3 separate regions of the Homo sapiens genome follow, and regions 2 and 3 are each linked to region 1. A link is an interaction called in ENCODE POLR2A ChIA-PET data of the cell type or tissue named here. Cell type or tissue: Panc1. All regions are shown on one strand. Each heading gives the region's core, and the rest is flanking DNA. Links, peaks and the distances in the headings are about the cores only.

The links. Peaks named below come from ENCODE experiments on the same cell type or tissue, not always from the same donor. Only the 100,000 strongest peaks of a DNase experiment are listed, where the experiment ranks them.
Region 2: POLR2A ChIA-PET joins it to region 1 with 10 read pairs; 5 of 35 experiments call an interaction of 5 or more read pairs at or near these places.
Region 3: POLR2A ChIA-PET joins it to region 1 with 5 read pairs; 4 of 35 experiments call an interaction of 5 or more read pairs at or near these places.

The regions. Positions count from the first base shown.
Region 1 is chr12:121,714,331-121,719,598 of GRCh38, forward strand. The region is part of intron 1 of TMEM120B (transmembrane protein 120B); the gene reads left to right. Among named protein-coding and RNA genes, the nearest start is that of TMEM120B, 4.2 kb to the left of the region's middle. In Panc1, for the core only: no CTCF peak of the experiment used is centred there; no DNase peak of the experiment used is centred there; H3K27ac peaks cover 341 bases.
Region 2 is chr12:122,072,137-122,077,404 of GRCh38, forward strand. No RefSeq gene overlaps it. Among named protein-coding and RNA genes, the nearest start is that of MLXIP, 4.0 kb to the right of the region's middle. RefSeq lists enhancers at 1-212, 4,846-4,895. In Panc1, for the core only: no CTCF peak of the experiment used is centred there; no DNase peak of the experiment used is centred there; H3K27ac peaks cover 774 bases.
Region 3 is chr12:121,457,732-121,460,231 of GRCh38, forward strand. The region is part of intron 12 of KDM2B (lysine demethylase 2B); the gene reads right to left. Among named protein-coding and RNA genes, the nearest start is that of MIR7107, 15 kb to the left of the region's middle. In Panc1, for the core only: no CTCF peak of the experiment used is centred there; no DNase peak of the experiment used is centred there.

The sequences.
Region 1 (5,268 bases), core at 1,494-3,993:
ACTACAGCCTCCGCCTCCCGGGTTCGAGCCATTCTCTGCCTCAGCCTCCTGAGTAGCTGGAATTACGGGTGTGCGCCACCGTGCCCGGCTAATTTTTTTGTGTTTTAGTAGAGATAGGGTTTCACTATGTTGGCCAGGCTTCTGACCTCAGGTGATTCACCCACCTCGGCCTCCCAAAGTGCTGAGATTACAGGCATGAGCCACTGTGCCTGGCCCTCAGCCACTTCTTTTTTTTTTTTTTTTTTTTTTTGAGATAGAGTCTTGCTCTGTCACCAGACTTGAGTGCAGTGGCACGATCGTGGCTCACTGCAACCTCCGCCTCCCGGATTCAAGCGATTCTCCTGCCTCAGTCTCCCAAGTAGCAGAGATTATAGGTGCGCGCCACCATGCCCAGCTAATTTTTGTATTTTTAGTAGAGACAGGGTTTCACCATGTTGGCCAGGATGGTCTCAATCTCTTGACCTCGTGATCTGCCTGCCTCGGCCTCCCAAAGTGCTGGGATTACAGTAGTGAGCCACCGTGCCTGGTCCTCAGCCACTTCTTAATGCTTTGTCTTACTGGGCTCGGAGGTCATGGTCAGCTGTGGAACCAAGTGGGTGTTAGGGTTGGGAATGGGAGAAGAGAAGAGGTTTGCTGTGTGAAGCTTGTGTTGTTCATAATTCCTGTCCCTTGCTTTGCCTTAGACAAGGAGGAGGAGGGGGAAGAGTCTTAACACTTCAGAGTGAGGCCCAGCGCGGCGGCTCATGCCTGTAATTCCAGAACTTTGGGAGACCGAGGCGGGTGGATCACAAGGTTTGGAGTTTGAGACCAGCCTGGCCAACACAGTGAGACCCTGTCTCTACTAAAAATGCAAAATTAGCTGGGTGTGGTGGCATGTACCTATAATCCCAGATCCTCGAGTGGCTGAGGCAGGAATTGCTTGAAACTGGGAGGGGGAGGTTGCAGTGAGACAAGACTGTGCCATTGCACTCCAGCCTGGGCAACAGAGCAAGACTCCGTCTCAAAAACAAAACAAAACAAAAAACAGCAACAACACTTAAGAGCTGTGCAATTAATGCAATTAACAGCAATTAGATAGCAAGTCTTGGCAGGCAGAGGTTGCAAAGGAGTTGTTTGACTCTTTCTTAGGACTTGGTCCTCAGATGCTGAGGTATGTTAGGGACAAAGGGATTGGGAATCAATTCTTGATTTTGTTCCCTGGTGCACAGCAAGGGTTGTAGAAGAAGGTCTGAGTGAGTGGAAACTGATGCCTCCTGCTCGGTTCATGATGGGGGAACTAGAAGGGACTGCATCCTACTTTGGGGAAGAGGGAGCCTGCTTGCTGCAGGCTTTGGTGGTCACCTGCTGGGTCAGGGGCCAGTCAGGGATGGCTCCCGGTGTCAAGATCATAGATCGGAGCAGAAACTGCCATCTACATCTTCAATTCACAGATGAGGAAACTGAAGCTTGGGCATGCTGATTCCCTGGACGGGGGCCACACAGCTAGTTAGTGGTAAAGTTGGGGCCATAATTTAGTTCTCTAAATATTGGTAGGCCCCTCTCTGCCTTCTCACGTTCCCCTTCATGTTAGATGTGAGAGCTCTGAACTCTCAAGATGCAAGGCTCTGGGACTCTGTATATGGTAAGTAGGATGTCCATTGCGTATGTGCTGGGCAGTTTCGGATACGAGATATTTGTTGGGAGCTCGGTGCATTGGCTCATACCTGTAATCTCAGCACTTTGGGAGGACAAGTTGGGAGGACCGCTCCCAGCAGGATTGCCCAGCAGTTTGAGACCAGCCTGGGAAACATAGGGAAACCCCTGTCTCTACAAACAGTAAAAAAAAAAAATTGCTGGGTGTGGTGGTGCATGGTTGTGGTCCCAGCTACTAGGGAGGCTGGAGTAGGAGGGCTGTTTGAGCCCCAGAGGTCAAGGCTGCAGTGAGCCATGATTGCACCACTGTACTCTAGCCTGGGTGACAGAGTTAGACCCTCTCTCTCAAAAAAAAAAAAAAAGAGATTTGTTGGGGAACAAGCAGGTAACAGCAGGTAGGTAGGTGGGCACACTGAACTAGAAAGCTTAACAATAGGAAGGATTTTTTTTCTACTAGAAAATCCTGGTCTATTTTAATTTTCCTACATCTTCCTTAGAATCCGGGTTGAGGGTTTCATATTTGTATCTCATTGATTCTGGGGTGATGTGTAACAATGTGTAATGTCTCTGTGTCTTACCTCTTTTTCTCTTTTTTTTTCTTTCTTTTTTTTTTTTTTTGAGACACAGTCTTGCTCTGTCGCCCAAACTAGAGTACAGTGGCACAATCTTGGCTCACTGCAACCTTTGCCTCCCGGGTTAAAGCTATTCTCCTGCCTCAGCCTCCTGAGTAGCTGGGATTACAGGCACCCGCCACCGTGCCCGGCTAATTTTTATATTTTTAGCAGAGACAGGGTTTCACCATCTTGGCCAGTCTGGTCTAGAACTCCTGACCTCGTGATCCATCTGCCTTGGCCTCCCAAAGTGCTGGGATTACAGGCGTGAGCCACTGCACCTGGCTTTCCTTTTTTGAATGAAGGAAAGAAAGAGCAAACCTAATTCTCAGACCCCAGAAGATTTGAAAGATCTTTGGAATTTCCCTCCTCCCCACCCCAAGAAAACCCAATGTAATCTCTGGGACTGAGGAGAGGAAAGGATCAGTTTTCTTTGGACTGTGATTTGCATGTGTCAGGGCCTTCCTGAACCCTGGGGCACAGTTGAGTCTCCATGAGGACTTAGTTTTTGGGTGGCTGGGGTTTCAGGCATGCTGGTGAGTTGAGTGCTAGTCTGAGACCAGTGTGCTCCTGGTCTCCTGGCCTGTGGCGTGACCGCAGAAGGTCACTTACAGACACAAGGGCAAGTAATTTAATGAGCATTTCCTGCCTTGCATCACTGGAAACCTGATCTCGTTCCTCCCAGCCAAGGAAGAAGGTGGCCCGTAGCAGCTTTTCCCTAAGTCTGACCTCACAGTGATGCAAGGGCCTTGAAGGCCATGGTAAAGATTTTGGCTTTTACTGCTAATGACATGTACATCCGTCTGGCTGCTGTGTATAGAATAGACATCAGGGAGACAGGCTCGAAGCAAGAAGATCAGCATTATTTCATTAATAACCCTATGAAATTGATCCTAGAATCTCTGTTTTACAGAGGTTAAGTCACTTATCCAAGGTCACATGGCCTGTCAGTGCAGGAGCCAGGATTCGAACCCAGGCTGTTGAACACCAGTGTCTGTGCTCTTAACTACTGCCCTAGGCTCATCTGTGCCCTGAGTACTCCTGTTAGCTTTTGTTTCTCTTCTATCTTGGCTTGTGGGGCGTCTTTCTTTCTTTTTTATTTGAGACGGAGTCTCGCTCTGTTGCCCAGGCTGGAGTGCAGTGGCTCGATCTCAGCTCACCACAACCTCCGCCTTCCAGGTTCAAGCGATTCTCCTGCCTCAGCCTCCCGAGTAGCTGGGATTACAGATGTGTGCCACCACTCCTGGCTAATTTTTGTATTTTTAGTAGAGACAGGGTTTCACTATGTTGGCCAGGCTGGTCTCGAATTCCTGACCTTGTGATCCGCCTGCCTCAGCCTCCCAAAGTGCTGGGATTACAAGCGTGAGCTACCGCACCCAGCCGGGCATCTTTCTTTAGTAGCAGATTGTGCAGAAAAAGACACTGCACAGGGAATCAGTATTCTTGAGTTCAGGTCCTAGCTTTGCCATTGTCTAGTATCTGAATTTGGTGAGCCACCTCTCTCAGGTTGAGTTTCTTTATCTAAAAACAAAGGCTGACAATAATAATAATCATAACAACAACAATAACAATAATAGCTAACTGCGTGAAACACAGATTATCCCATTTAATCTAAATATCAACCCATGGCCTGGCGCAGTGGCCCATGCCTGTAATCCCAGCACTTTGGGAGGCTAAGGAGGGCAGAGCACTTTGAGCTTAGGTGTTCAAGACCAGCCTGGGCAACATGGTGAAACCCCATCACTATAAAACAAACAAACAAACAAAAAACAAAAAAAAACCTTAGCTGGGCATTGGTCGCTCGCTCCTGTAATCCCAGCTACTTGGGAGGCTGAGGCTGAAGAATCGCTTGAACCCAGAAGGCGGAGGTTGCAGTGAGCCAAGATCGTGCCAGGGTACTCCAGCCTGGGTGACAGAGTGAGATCCTGTCTCAAAAATAAATGAATGAGTGAATGAATGAATGACAACCCTGTTTTTTAGATGAGGAGATTGAAGCTAAGAGATGCTGAGTAACTTGAAAGTCATGGAGCCAGAATTCGAACCCATGCCTGCTGTATAACTCAGATACTAATACCGTGGGCTCCAAAAGTATCCTGAGACTCTTAGCTCTAGAAGAAAAGTTTTGAACTTGCTGGGTCCCTTTTCATTTATATAGTGCTTTCACACAATGCACTATCAGGACTCTTAGTTGCAAATGAAAAAAACCCAGTCTGACTGGTTTTAAGCCAAAAGAGGGTTTATTGAGTCAAGTCTAGTGGCAAATGGCTTCAGGCAAGGCTGGATCCAGGAGCTCAGGTGATGTCTGTGTCTGTGTGTGGATGTCTCTCTCTCTCTCCTCTGTGTCAGCATTATTCTCAGGCAGTCCCTCCCATGTTGTGGCAAAGATGGCCAGGTGGCCCTCAGCTGACATCTGTCAGCTTAGCAGCTCTGGCAGAAACAGAGCATCCTTTCCCCCTGTGGTTTCAGCAAGCGTCCCAGGGCTGACTCTCATTGGCCCAGCTTGGGTCATGTGACTATGCCTTACTTAACCAGTCACTGTGGCACTGATTGGCCAGGTCACGGTCACATATCTGCTCCTGAAGCCTAAAAGTGGGATCAGTGCCACCACACTACATGAAACGAGTTGGGGAGGGATGGTCCCATGAAGGAAAATCAAAAAGCTGGTAGTTTAAAAAAAAAAAACAGAGAGAGGGATGCTGGACAGGCACCTTTTGGGGGGCTAATAGAAATTGTTGGCTGGGTGTAGTGGCCTATGCCTGTAATCCCAACAGGAGGCTGAGGCAGGTAGATCGCTTGAGCCCAGGAGTTTGAGACCAGCCTGGGCAATGTAGTAAGACCCTGACTCTACAAAAAACCACAAAAATTAGCTAGGCATGGTGGCGTGCACCCATGGTCCCACCTACTTGGGAGGCTGAAGTGGGAGGATTACCTAAGTTCAGGAAGTGGAGGTTGCAGTAAGCTGAGATCCTGCCACTGCACCCCAGCCTGGGTGACAGAGTGAGACCCTGTCTCAAAAAATGTTTTT
Region 2 (5,268 bases), core at 1,662-4,161, 360 kb after region 1:
AAAAAAAAATGGTCACCCCTTTTGCTCCTAAATCACCCTCAAAGTAAAAGAGAACAAGAAACAGAAGCAGAAATCCATATTTAGTGAAATAAGACAACACCTGTAGCTCCAAACCTGTAGAAGCAGATCCCAGAGAAAAGCAGGCCAGTTCTCTCCTGGAATCCCAGAAAGTCCCAGGAATTGGAGGCTTCAGTGCTGCAGTAGGGAGGGGACTAAAAACAAAGTCTGTATATGGAGCAGTAAGACCTCCGGGTTCTCATCCCCCATCCTGTGTGCTCTCGGGTGACTAGCCCTCTCCCTCTCCAGGTTTAGCTTCTGGAGAAATTAAATCAAAGAGGCTCTAGAACTGGGGATGGCAGGCATTGAGTGCAGGGAGTGAGTTGCCAGAGGCTGAGAGCAGAGAGATTTAGTGGCAGTGGGCAGAGCAAACAGCAAAATGACTGCCCTCTTCCCTGGCCTTGCTCCAGAAACTGAGCAGCCAGACATACACACTCCCAGAAGGCAGTTGGAGGTCCCCCCGGGCAATCAGAACCACCCACAGAGAAGACCTCCAGATACTGACATTTAGAAGCCTCTGACCAAAGAGCTGCCTGGCCACCCACTGGCTTACTCGCTGACAGGCCATGCTCCTGCCGTACACACCGATCCTATCAGTCATCCTCATGGGCTCCTTTCCAGACTTCTGAGGAAAGCTTCCAACATGAAGAGGGAGTTCAAAACAAACAGAGAGAGAGAGAGAGAGAGAGAGAAAAGAAATATAAACAATGCAGGGAGCAAAAGATAACTTCAAATAAACTCAAAATATTCTTCTGGGAGAGATGAGACAATATTGCATACATAAAACAAGAAGAGGATGCTATCACTAAATTTTAAAAAAAAGTAACAGAAAGTAAGAAAGACCTCTAAGAAATGTTTCTGAAATGAGGTATAATTTTTTTTTTTTTGAGAGGGAGTCTTACTCTGTCACCCAGGCTGGAGCGCAGTGGCGTGATCTCAGCTCACTGCAACCTCCGTCTCCCAGGTTCAAGCGATTCTCGTGCCTCAGTGCCCCGAGTAGCTGGAATTACAGGTACACACCACCACGCCTGGCTAATTTTTGTATTTTTAGTAGAGGCGGGGTTTACACCATGTTGGCCAGGCTGGTGTCAAACTCCTGACCTCAGGTGATCCACCTGCCTTGGCTTCCCAAAGTGCTAGGATTACAGGCGTGAGCCACTGGACCTGGCGAAAACTCTTTTTTTAATCATAACTTTAAAAACCCAGTTTTAAGTTTTATTTTTTGTGCTACACTGTTTCTTGTGTTCCATATCGTTCTCGTACTTGAATTTCATTTTTGTCTTCTTGGAGAGAACAACCTCTAGTAGTAATTCTTTCTAATGTGGCCAATGGATGAAAAGACTATTTTACCTTCTATCCTCTAAAATTTATTGAGGTGACAATATAAGGAGCTCAAACAACTCTACAGGAAAAAAAATCTAATCATCTGATTTAAAATGGGCAAAAGAACTGAATAGACATTTATCAAAAGAAGACATACAAATGGCAAACAGGTATATGAAAAGATGCTCAACATCACTGATCATCAGAGTAATGCAAATCAAAACTACAACGAGGCCAGGTGTGACGGCTCACACCTGTAATCCCAGCACTCTGGGAGGGTGAGGTGGGAGGATCACTTAAGCCCAGGAGTTCAAGACCAGCCTGGGCAACATGGGGAGACCCAGTCTCTACAAAAAATTAATAAATTGGCCAGGTGTAATGGCACATACCTGTAGTCCAAGCTACTCTGGAGGCTGAAGTGGGAGGATCACTTGAGTCCAGGAGGTAAAGGATGCAGTAAGCCTTGATTGTATTACTGCACTCCAGCCTGGGCAACACAGTAAGACCCTGTCTCAAAACAAACAAACAAAACAACAACACACTAAATGAGAAATCATCTGTATTAGTCCATTTTCACACTACTGATAAAGGCATACCCGAGACTGAGCAACTTACAAAAGAAAGAGGTTTAAGGGACTCACAGTTCCATGTGGCTGGGGAGGCCTCACAATCATGGTGGAAGGTGAAAGACACATCTCACATGGCCGCAGACAAGAGAAGAGAGCTTGTGCAGGGAAACTCCCCTTTTTAAAAATCATCAGATCTCATGAGACTTATTCACTATCACTAGAACAGCACAGGAAAGGCCTGCCCCCCATGATTCAATTACCTCCACCGGGTCCCTCCCACAACACATGGGAATTCAAGATGAGATTTGGGTGGGGACACCCAAATCATATCATCATCTCACCCCAGTTAAACCATATCATCATCTCACTCCAGTTAATGCAGCTCTTGGCTGGGCACAGTGGCTTGTGTCTGTAATCCCGGCACTTTGGGAGGCCAAGGTAAGCAGACAATTTAAGTTCAGGAGTTCCAGAGCAGCCTGGTGAACATAGTGAAACCCTGTCTTTACTAAAAATACAAAATTTAGCTGGGCATGGTGGCGGGCCCCTGTAATCCCAGCTACTCTGGAGGATGAGGCAGGAGAATTGCTTGAACTGAGAGGAGGTTCATAAAATAAAAATAAAGGCTGTGTTTGTATCGCTGGGAAATTTTCTTTTATTGCTGCTTTGGTTATTTCCTCTCTTGTTTACTTCTTTCTTTCTGTAACTATCTAGATGGATCCTCCATGTCACAACTTCTCTTTTCCTTTTGGCAGTTTTCTGGGAGAAACCCTCAGTTTGTTTATTTATTTTGAGATGGAGTTCGCTCTTGTTGCCCAGGCTGGAGTGCAATGGCGTGATCTCGGCTCACCAAAACCTCTGCCTCTTGGGTTCAAGTGATTCTCCTGCCTCAGCTTCCTGAGTAGCTGGGATTACAGGCATGCGCCACCATGCCTGGCTAATTTTGCATTTTTAGTAGAGACGGGGTTTCACCATGTTGGCCAGGCTGGTCTGAAACTCCCGACCTCAGGTGATCTGCCCACCTCAGCCTCCCAAAGTGCTGGGATTACAGGCATGAGCTACCGTGCCTGGCCTGTGTATTTTTGGAGACAGAGTCTTGCTCTGTTGCCCAGGCTGGAGGGCAGTGGTGCAAACTCTGCCTCCCGGGTTCAAGCGATTCTCGTGCGTCACCTCCCAAGTAGCTGGGGCTAGAGGCATGTGCCACCATGTCTGGTTACTTTTTATATAAACCTTCAGTTTAATCTTTTAGCTTACTGCTGTGTTTTTCAGCTTTATTCACTTTGCTTTTTTTCTATATTTTCGTTTCAACTCAACTTTTAAAAAATCATACTTGTATATTTGTATATTTATATTTATTTTCCAAGACCTCATTTGCCTCTTTTTCATAATGGGCTATTATTGCTCCATGGTACAGAATCTTCTGTTCTTTCCTAAACTATTAGTTATTTTTAAAATATTTGTTAACTTTCTCCCCCTTGCTAGTTCTCAGGTACCCGCTTTCTCCCAGAGTGCTGGCTTTCCTTAATTATTTGCTGACTTGTGCTGGTGTGTAACCCTTCATACTTAGGTATTTCTATTTGTCTGACTGCTGATTTGATTCCAATCCAGTGTTTCTTCTGATTCGTGGAGAAGAGACGACAACGCTGTGAGGCTCTGGTTTTGGTGGCTTGTCTGGGTGTGGGAGCTCCTTGTCATCATGGGATTTTTAGCTCCCTGGGTCGCCATCCTACATGGCCACTCTCCTGCCGATGCTGCCCGCTACTCAGCAGGAGGGGAAGTCGAGACCACCTCCTTAACCTTACAGACATTGATTGTGAGCTTGGAGCACCTTCCGTGACTGGACCACCCATGCAGTGGTCCTTTGCTTTTTGCATTTTTAACTGCAATTTTCCCCAAGAGTCTTCCCTAATACAGTCTCTTAGGAATTGACGGTGGGATTAAACAAGGCATGTTTCTGCACTGAATATGGTCTATGGGTTGCCACTTTGCAACCTCAGCTTTAAGGCTTATTTCCTCCCAGGAAACTGATGTTAACTTTTTAAGTTAAAAATGTGTATATAAGTAATACATGTTTATTTTGGAAATTAGAAAATACAGGCCAGGTGTGGTGGCTCATGCCTGTAATCCCAGCATTTTGGGAGGTTGAGGCAGGAGGATTGCCTGAGCCCAGGAGTTTGAGACCAGCCTGGGCAACATAGGGAAATTCCATCTCTACAAAAAAATTAAACATTAGCTGGGTGTGGTGGTGCCCACCTGTGGTCACAGCTACTCGGGAGACTGAGGTGGGAGGATAGCTTGGGCAGGGGAGGTTGAGGCTACAGTGAGCCACGATCACACCAATGTGACACAGTGAGACCCTGTCTCAAAAAAAAAAAAAAAGAAAGAAAATATAGGTAAACACAAAGACAAAAAAGCAGGGCATGGTGGCTCACACCTGTAATTCTAGCACCTTGGGAGGCTGAGGCAGGAGGATCACTTGAGGTCAGGAACTCGAGACGAGACCAGGCTGGGCAGCATGGCGAGACCCCATCTCTATAAAAAGTACAAAAATTAGCAGGGCACGGTGGTGTGCACCTGTGGTCCTGCTACTTGGGAAGTTGAGGTGGGAGGATCACCTGAGCCCTGGAGGTTGAGGGTGCTGTGAGCCATGATGGCACCACTCCACTCCAGTCCAGGTGAAAGAGCCAGATCCTGTCTCAAAAAAAAAAAAAAAAAAAAGTGGCTGGGCATGTAAACTTACCAAGGACCAAGGAGACAAGTCTTGAGAGAAAGGAAGGCAACTCAAAGGATGGACTTTTAAACACTTGTAACCAGCATTGGGAACAGTAGTAGGTTGAAGAGGGAAATCTAGAACTCATGCCTGAAAACTGCCAGTCATCCAGCCCATTTTTCCATACAGACATTTGGAAATAAGTTAATGGAGCCATTTTGGTGAGAGCCCTCTGTTCCCTTCAGGAGGCCTTTGTCAGGAAGAGGGTGGGGCAGGGGACTCACCCCCCACTCAAATCTGGAACTGAAACCAGCTTCAAAGCCGAGTGCAGAGCCAGCGCGGTGGCTCATGCCTGTCATCCCAGCACTTTGGGAGTCCAAGGCAGGCCTCACTTGAGGTCAGGAGTTCCAGACCGGCCTGGCCAACATGGTGATTGCACCACTGCGCTACAGCCTTGGGTGACAGAGCAAGACTCTGTCTCAAAAAACAAAACAACAATAAAACAAAGCAGAGTGCAGGAGTGGCTGTGGACTCTGGACGCCCTGCTAGGATTAGGATGGGTGTTCCTGGCTCATGGGCCTCACTGGCTCTTCTGATGCCCTGCCACCCCCA
Region 3 (2,500 bases), core at 1-2,500, 260 kb before region 1:
GGAAACATACACACACACACACACACACACACACACACACACACAAATATCTTGGTATTCCTACACCTCTTCTCCATCAGCAACTCAAGAGCATTGTCCTTTAAGTGAATGCTATCAAGGTTTATTCATTCATCCCACCAATATTTGAGTTCCTCTGGTCTACCAGATATTATCCACCAGAAAATGCATGGACAGAACCTCCTCAATCCCTCAGCTCTAAATTATAGGGATTAAAATTACTTAGATTAACCTAAATTAAAGGAAAGACATCCGTGTTCATGAATTGGAAGATTTAATATTGTTAAGATCGGTTATACTCCCCAAAGTGATCAACAGACTCAACGCGACCCCAAGCAAAATCCCAACTGGGGCTGGGCACAGTGGCTCACCCCTATAATCTCAGCACTTTGGGAGGCCAAGATAGGCAGATCGCTTGAGCTCAGGAGTTCAAGACCAGCCTGGCCAACAAAGCAAGATTCCAAAAAAATAAAAAGACTAGCTGAGTGTGCTGTCACACACCTGTAGTCCGAGCTACTCAGGAGGCTGAAGCTGGAGAATCACTTGAGCACAGGAAGCAGAGGTTGCACTGAGCTGAGATCAAGCCACTGCATCCAACCTGGACGACAGAATAAAACCTTGTCTCAAAAACAAAACAAGAATTAAAAAAATAAAAACAAAACAAAAACTCAACTGACTTTTCTGCAGAAATGGACACACTATCCTAAAATTCATGAAAATGCAAAAGACCTGGAATGGCCAAAACAATCTTAAAAAAATAGGGGGATGGGGGGTGGGGGCGGTGACTCACGCCTATAATCCCAGCACTTTGGGAGGCTGAGGCAGGTGGATCCCTTGAGGTCACAAGTTCAAGACCAGCCTGTCCAACATGGTGAAACCCCATCCCTACTAAAAATACAAAATTAGCCAGGCATGGTGGCACGTGCCTGTAATCCCAGCTACTTGGGAGGCTGAGGCAGGAGAATCACTTGAACCCAGTGGGTGGAGGTTACAGTGAGCCAAGATCATGACATTGCACTCCAGCCTGGGCAACAAGAGTGAAACTCCATCTAAAAAGGCTGGGCAAGGTGGCTCACTCCTGTAATCCCAGCACTTTGGGAGGCCAAGGTGGGCAGATCACAAGATCAACAGATTGAGACCATCCTGCTCAACCTGGTGAAACCCTGTCTCTACTAAAAATACAAAAATTAGCTGGTCATGGTGGCACACACCTGTAGTCCCAGCTACTCAGGAGGCTGAGGCAGGAGATTCACTTGAACCCGGGAGGCAGAGGTTGTAGTGAGCCAAGATCACACCACTGCACTCCAGCCTGGCAACAGAGCGAGACTCTGCCTCAAAAAAAAAAAAAAAAAAGACACACACTTTCTGATTTCAAAACTCACTACAAAGCTACAATAAACAAGGCTGTGATGGTAGTGGCATAAAGACAGACCTATAGATCAATGAAACAGAATTGAGAGTCCAGAAATAAAGTCATATTTTGACCAAATGATTTTTAATAAGGATGCCAAGGCAATTCAGTTGGGTAAAGAATGGTCTTTTCAACGTATGGTGCTGGGACGAATAGCTATCCACAAGCAAAAGAACAAAGATAGACCCCTACCTCACACCACATATACAAATTAACTCAAAAATGGATCAAAGACCTAAACACACAGCTAAAATTATAAACCTCTTAGAAGAAAACACAAGTGTAAATCTTTATGACTTTGAATTAGGCAAGGGTTTCTCTGATATGACACCAAAAGCACAGGTGTCAAAAAAAAGATAAATTCGACTTCATCAAAATTAAAAACTTTTGCTGGGCATGGTGGCTCACGCCTGTGATCCCAGCAGTTTGGGAGGCCAAGGCGGGAGGATCACCTGAGGTTGGGAGTTGGAGACCAGCCTCACAAGCATGGAGAAACCCCATCTCTACTAAAAATACAAAATTAGCCAGGTGTGGTTGCACATGCCTGTAATCCCAGCTACTCAGGAGGCTGAGGCAAGAGAATCGCTTGAACCCAGGAGGCAGAGGTTGCAGTGAGCCAAGATCACACCATTGCACTCCAGCCTGGGCAACAAGAGTGAAACTCCATCTCAGAAAAAAAAAAAAAAACTTTGGTGCTTTAAAGGGCACTATCATGTGCAAAGGCCCACAGAATGGGAGAAAATATTTGTAAATCATGTATCTAGCAAGCAGTTAGTACTTAGAATATACAAAGAACTCCGACAACTCAATAATAAAGAGATGAATAGGTAATTTTTAAATGGGCAAAGGATTTAAATAGCTATTTCTCCAAAAAAGATCTACAAATGGCCAGTAAGCACATGAAAAGATGCTTAACATCACTAACTAATAAAGTATGTAATTTGCACTGGAGACTCATTCATTAACCCCCTAATTCACAAATCCACCAACCCAAGTGTTTCCTGGCTGTGAATTATGTATCTGATTTGATGCTAAGTGCTAGAACTACAGAAATGAGTAAAATGTGTCCCC